Linked DNA regions of Homo sapiens: region 1 is linked to region 2. Evidence: chromatin loops called from intact Hi-C (ENCODE). Cell type or tissue: Calu3. All regions are shown on one strand. Links, peaks and the distances in the headings refer to the core of each region. The heading gives the core; the rest is flanking DNA. Region 1 overlaps LOC124905257 (a long non-coding RNA gene). Region 2 has its middle 540 kb from the start of CNKSR2.

Region 1 (2,928 bases), core at 266-2,765, 150 kb before region 2:
ATAGACAATGAGTTGCTAGAAAAATAAAGGGAGGGATCAGTAGCCATAAGAACAGTACTTGCTTTCTATGCTTCTTTTCCACTGGAACCATGTTTATAATTTTTTTAACCATGATCAAAATAAAATCATTTTACATTACAACTGGGAACACACATTCATATTAAAAATAAGAAATGAAGCAAACTTTTCATGAAACATTATGTACTATTATGTTTTCCATTCTATTGTACTCCAAACAAACACAACACTTGGCATGACTCGCTACATTGATTTCATGACCCACTCATGTGTCATGACCTGCAGTTTAAAATCATTAACCTAGACAGTGGGATGCTTTAGGAGATACATCCTGTTTTATCCGTTGGCATAGTGTGCATGCTTGACACAGTATATGATTTAATAAATGCGTGTTGCATGAATAAAACAAAAAGCAGGAGAAAAGAGGGGAGACTGCAGCTCAGAAGTTGTAAGGTCTAGGCTCTTCATTTTCTCTTTGTATATTAAACTCAGGTGAAAAAATATATTTAAACATAGGCAGTCAATTATTTCTCTGAGGCAGGAGATGTGAGTTACATGGAAAGAGCCACGTGTTGTGAGTAGAACCTGCGTGCAAGTAGATGCTACTTGTGGAGCATCATTGAGAGAACATAGTGTATCAGCCCAGCCCCTAATAATGCCACCACTATCATCTAGCTTTCTGGGAGTCCCTCATCTGAACGCAAACACTATTAAGAGAAAACTGTAAACGATCTCAGACATTTATCTGGAAGAACAATTGAAAACTGGGGAGGTAGATGAAGACCAGAAGGAAAGGAAGGGGTTAATGGAAGAAATGAAAATTGTTTGGTATGTTTTGCTGTTTTGCCTGCTGGTTTTATGAGATTCTTGTAAATATTTTTCCATTCCTGTTTTAGCGCTGGCTTCACTCTTGATTGCTTAGAATGATTGGTTGTGATGTGGGGAGCAAGTGACAGGAGTATGTATAAGGCTGATGAGGAGCCATGGTTTTCACAGTGGCTGTAGAGTGAACACTGATGCAGAGGCATCTCCACGGTGTTTGTCAACTGTGGCAGCAGTAGTGGCTGCTGATAATTATGATGAAAAGTTATACATTGTACTTATTTAAGCCTCAGAAGTCCTGTAGTGTAGATGTATGTTTTTGGGTGGTTGCAATTTATTTACTCTCCCCCACCTCCCAGTTTTATATAGAAATCAAGAAAAACACTGAAGCTACAAACTAGTGGTTGGCGAGATGTTGAAAAGACTTCAAGATTGATATTTATTTGATTTCAAGTAACTCAAACACAAGCTTACTTTATTTCAGAACGGTGTGCCAACAAGAATTCTATCATTGTCTGATGAATGAACCAAGCTATAACTTTATACTATTCTTACTGGGGTTTATTGATTCAACATACCTGTGGCAATGTCTATAGTGCTCACCAAATAGTTCATGTGCTTCCTTTATTTTCCAGTCTCCCTGGTGGTTAAATTGAGGTTGTGCAACTATTTCTGGCCAGTGGGCTGTGAGTGAAATGATGTGTGCAATCTCCATTCTGAAGCATTTAAAAGTCAGTGTGACACTGTCAAACTCATTCTTCCCTCATCTCAGGGCCCATGGGGGCTATATGTTGAAATGTTGGAGTCACAAGATGTAAGAAGCCTTGATTTCTGAGTCATTGCATGGAGGAAATACCTTGAAACATCTTTTTATCTGAATCAGTCTCTGTGGGAGTGATAAATAAACTTTTGCCACTGAAATTTGGGGGTTTATTTTTTACTACAGTACAGTTTATCTTATTCTGACTAAGCTAGGTACTTTGCTAGGTACTAGGGATAGAGAGATTAATAAAATATAATCCATGCCAGTAAAGAATTCCATCTGTTATAGGAGATAAGTACATACTCTTACCATTATAATACAATGAAATAAGTGCTATGATAGAGATAGACAGGGTTGAGTGGGTTTACTCAGATGCAGCACCTATCCCTGACTGGGGTGGGGGTTGGAAAGTCCTCCAAGCAAGGTGACATATAAGCTAGGTAAAAAATTAAGAGAAGGGTGTCTAGGTGAGAATAAGCTGTATGTGCAATGATAGAGCAAGGCACATTTGAAGAGCTGTAAGTAATTCTGTGCAACTAGAGCATCAAGTTGCTGGGTGTGGGGTGTGGAGTGATGAAAGATGAGGCTGGAGAGATAAATGAGGATGGATGATAAATACTGTTGGACTCTATTCTAAGGGGGGTTGGAATTCATCCTAGTGAAAGATTAAAGCATTAGTCAAGAAGGGATATAATCAGATCTATGATTTCTAAAGATCACTCCAGCAATAGAGAAAAGAGAAGAGAGCCACGGACCAACAAGGTCTCAGGAACCCAAGGGGAATATCAATATTTGAACCACCAGCAGAAGAAATATGTGGCAGAGATTACAAAAGAGGAATCAGGCTAAGACAAAAAGCAAAACAGAATGTGAATGCAGTATCCAAGGGAGTTGAGGTTTCAAGAGGAAAGTTGCTTTCCAAAGAATTAAAGTACTCTAATAGCATAAGAGAAATTACAGTGAAGTGGAGAGGCGTGGTTGAAGTCAAATTTAATAAGTGGAGGAGTGAATAGGAGTAGAGAAAGTAAAGTCAGTAAAAAAGGTTCTTCTAATAAAAGTCCCGAGTGAAGAGAAGGAAAGCCCTGTGGCTATTACTTGAGAGAGACAAAGTATAGAAGGAGTTTATTTCTATGTCTGAATGTCCTTCAACCAATCTTCCACAAGGGAATTGTTCACTCTGTAAAACACACACACACACAGAAACACACATATACACACACCCAATAAAGAAAAGAAAAACTATTGTTATAAACCCGAACCTCTCATTTAATTTCTTCTTTAGCTTTGTTGCAGAAAACCACAAATCTAGAGGATTCTAATTCTTC
Region 2 (2,893 bases), core at 1-2,500:
CTACTTATACATTATCTCATTTAGTTCTCTGTTTCACATAAGAACAAATTGAGGCAATAAACACAATTTCCTGGGAAGTTTTAATCCAGATTCCAGATAATGCAAATGTTCTAGGCCTTTAAAACCTATACACTGTTTCTACATTCTTTGTTATGCTCACTTTATAATCTTGACGAACTTATTAAACTTCCATGTGCCTTAATTTTGCCAATAGTGTTAATTATTATTACTATTACCTGTATGAACTATAGTTTGATATTTTTTTTTTTTTTGAGACAGAGTTTCACTCTTGTCACTCAGTCTGGAGTGCAATGGCGTGATCTCGGCTCACTGCAAGCTCTGCCTCCCGGGTTCGCGCCATTCTCCTGCCTAAGCCTCCCGAGTAGCTGGGACTACAGGCGCCCTGCACCATGCCTGGCTAATTTTTTTGTATTTTTAGTAGAGACGGGGTTTCACCATGTTGGCCAGGATGGTCTCAATCTCTTGACCTCGTGATCTGCCCGCCTCGGCCTCCCAAAGTGCTGGGATTACAGGCGTGAGCCACCATGCCTGGCAGAGAAAAAAATATTTTTTGGCTTAGAACTCTACCTGAAATCCCCTTCAGAAGAACTTGGGTTTCCATGTAGTTTGTTGACCTGCTGTTTTATAATACTGGAGTTGTCCCTTTTGTTTTCTTCTCCTTGAGGCTTTGGACATACTGGACACATAGACACTCAATAAAGCCTTGCCAACTGACTGCATAAAAAAACACAAATTGCTTATCTATAGAAATTCAAGGTATTTTTTCCCAAGGATACTAACAATCCCTGTTATACCAGCATTTGATGATTCACTGCAAATATTTGTGTGTTTTGACATATTCTAGTAGTTTACTCATCTAAATCGAAGGGTTCTTATCAGCATTTCTTTTCAAAGTTTTATGCTATGAGCAGTAACTCTTCCTTACTTAGACTTTGATATATATTACCTTTAAAATATGAGACAATTTGCAGACAAGGGGGAAAGAGGGATAACGCAATCATCAACTCAGTTATGTGGGATTAGCCTTATAAAATTGTACTACATCTTGAATGCTTCTGTCACCACTTCCTCAGACTGCTGTGTGTGGTCTGTTGCCTCAGAATGATTAATCACCTTCTGAAGGCAAATGAGACATCACCATGTCACTAGCATGGTGAATGGCTGGTCACAGGAAGGCAAACAATGGTCAGCAGTATTGGTTACTATTTAATAATTGACGAATGGGATTATTTTATTTTCTCTGAAAGATGAATGAGAGGTTACTTCAAGATAATGGCAGGAAGGGTAAACATCAAGAAGAAAGGGATGGAAATTCAGGACTGACTTAGGCAGGAAATGAGTTTAGCTGCAGTGACATCGTTTTGACAGTGCCTGCACAGTATGTGCCTGGCGCAGAGCCTGGAGAGAAAAAAAAACATTTTGACTACATTTCTTTGAAGGAAAATGAGGAGCATTAGATTGTATTCACAAAGGCAGATCTACAATCTGTCTTCTCAGAGGGACTAATATGTGTATGCTTTCAGTTTGGACTGCATCTGGGTCTCAGCTGCCTGGTTCTATATTGATTATTAAGTGTTATTTTTTGTCTAAATTAAGCTACTTTTTAGAACCACATTGTTAAATCAGTATTTCAAGATTGGAGCAATATTCATTAAGAAGAGCTATGAGCTTTTTGTCCTCAAATAAATTAATGTTGTCCCTTAACACCTCCAAGAATAAATCATGTGAAGCTAATTAAGATAGTGTTCACTCTTCTTGCACAGACAATTGGAAGCCTTTAGGGTCAAGAAAATGAATATTATTCTCTCTTAAAATGACTGTTATAGAAAAGAGCTACACCATATCTTATTTCCAGTAGTTCTTCCTTGAATGGGTACAGTTATAAACAGGAAATATGAACCCAGGCACCCATCTGATAAAGAATGACCAACCTTTCTGGTAAGAAGATGTTCACAGACATATATTCATGTTAAAAGTAGTTGTTTGGCCAGGTGCAGTGGCTTACACCTGTACTCCCAGCACTTTGGGAGGCTGAGGCAGGTGTATCACTTGAGCCCAGGAATTCGAGACCAGCCTGGGCATCTATACAAAAAATACAAAAAATTAGCTGGGCATGGTGACACGCACCTGTAATCCCAGCTACTTGGGAGGCTGAGGTGGGAGGATCACCTGAGCCCATGAGGTCAAGGCTGCAGTGAACCATGATCGTACTACTGCACTTCAGCCTGGGGGACAGAGTGAGACCTTATCTCTAAAATGAAAATAAATAAAATAATAAAAGCAGTTGTTTATTAAGACACCTTTTCCAATCCCCATAAATCAAAGTTTAAAATCCTTGCAAAAAACACCATATGCTGATCTCCTCAAGCAACCTAAGGAGCCAGCTCTTGAAAAATAAAGCCAACATTGGTTAAGCCAAGAAGCATTGCTGTTAAATGCAAATGCCAAAAATTGATTTATAAGATAATCAAAAGCTGAAGATCACAGTATCATGGTCATGTGAAATTTTCTTATATGTAAAATGAGAAAATTGAAAAAGATAAATGTAGAACTCTGAATACATGGAATAAAAAGTTGTGTGCAATTGCCTCAGAATAATTTTTTCTTTCACTGAAATTGAAATATATTTTATGTATAGTTAACTTTTGATATTTCTGGACTATAAATATTTGCTATAGTATTTTATAGTTAATTGGTGTTTGTCCTTCCTATTTGATGGTTTTAATTAAGAAACTTTGGCTTTTTTTAGTAACTAATAGATGCATAATGTCTATATTGATTTAACTTTCAGTAAGAGATTTGGGAGTTAGTCTATATGACTGTAAGACAGAAATGCTTTAAGGTAAAATTCCAAAGCAGTGTTTTCCAATGC

The links. A loop is a pair of places that touch in the nucleus more often than their neighbours do. Peaks named below come from ENCODE experiments on the same cell type or tissue, not always from the same donor. Only the 100,000 strongest peaks of a DNase experiment are listed, where the experiment ranks them.
Region 1: a loop joins it to region 2, with 3 times the contacts of the local background. A loop is called at or near these places in 1 of 110 quality-filtered maps.

The regions. Positions count from the first base shown.
Region 1 is chrX:20,679,633-20,682,560 of GRCh38, forward strand. All of the region lies in intron 2 of LOC124905257 (a long non-coding RNA gene), which reads right to left. Among named protein-coding and RNA genes, the nearest start is that of RPS6KA3, 410 kb to the left of the region's middle. In Calu3, for the core only: a CTCF peak has its summit at 1,507; no DNase peak of the experiment used is centred there.
Region 2 is chrX:20,829,014-20,831,906 of GRCh38, forward strand. No RefSeq gene overlaps it. Among named protein-coding and RNA genes, the nearest start is that of CNKSR2, 540 kb to the right of the region's middle. In Calu3, for the core only: no CTCF peak of the experiment used is centred there; a DNase peak (open chromatin) is centred at 1,148.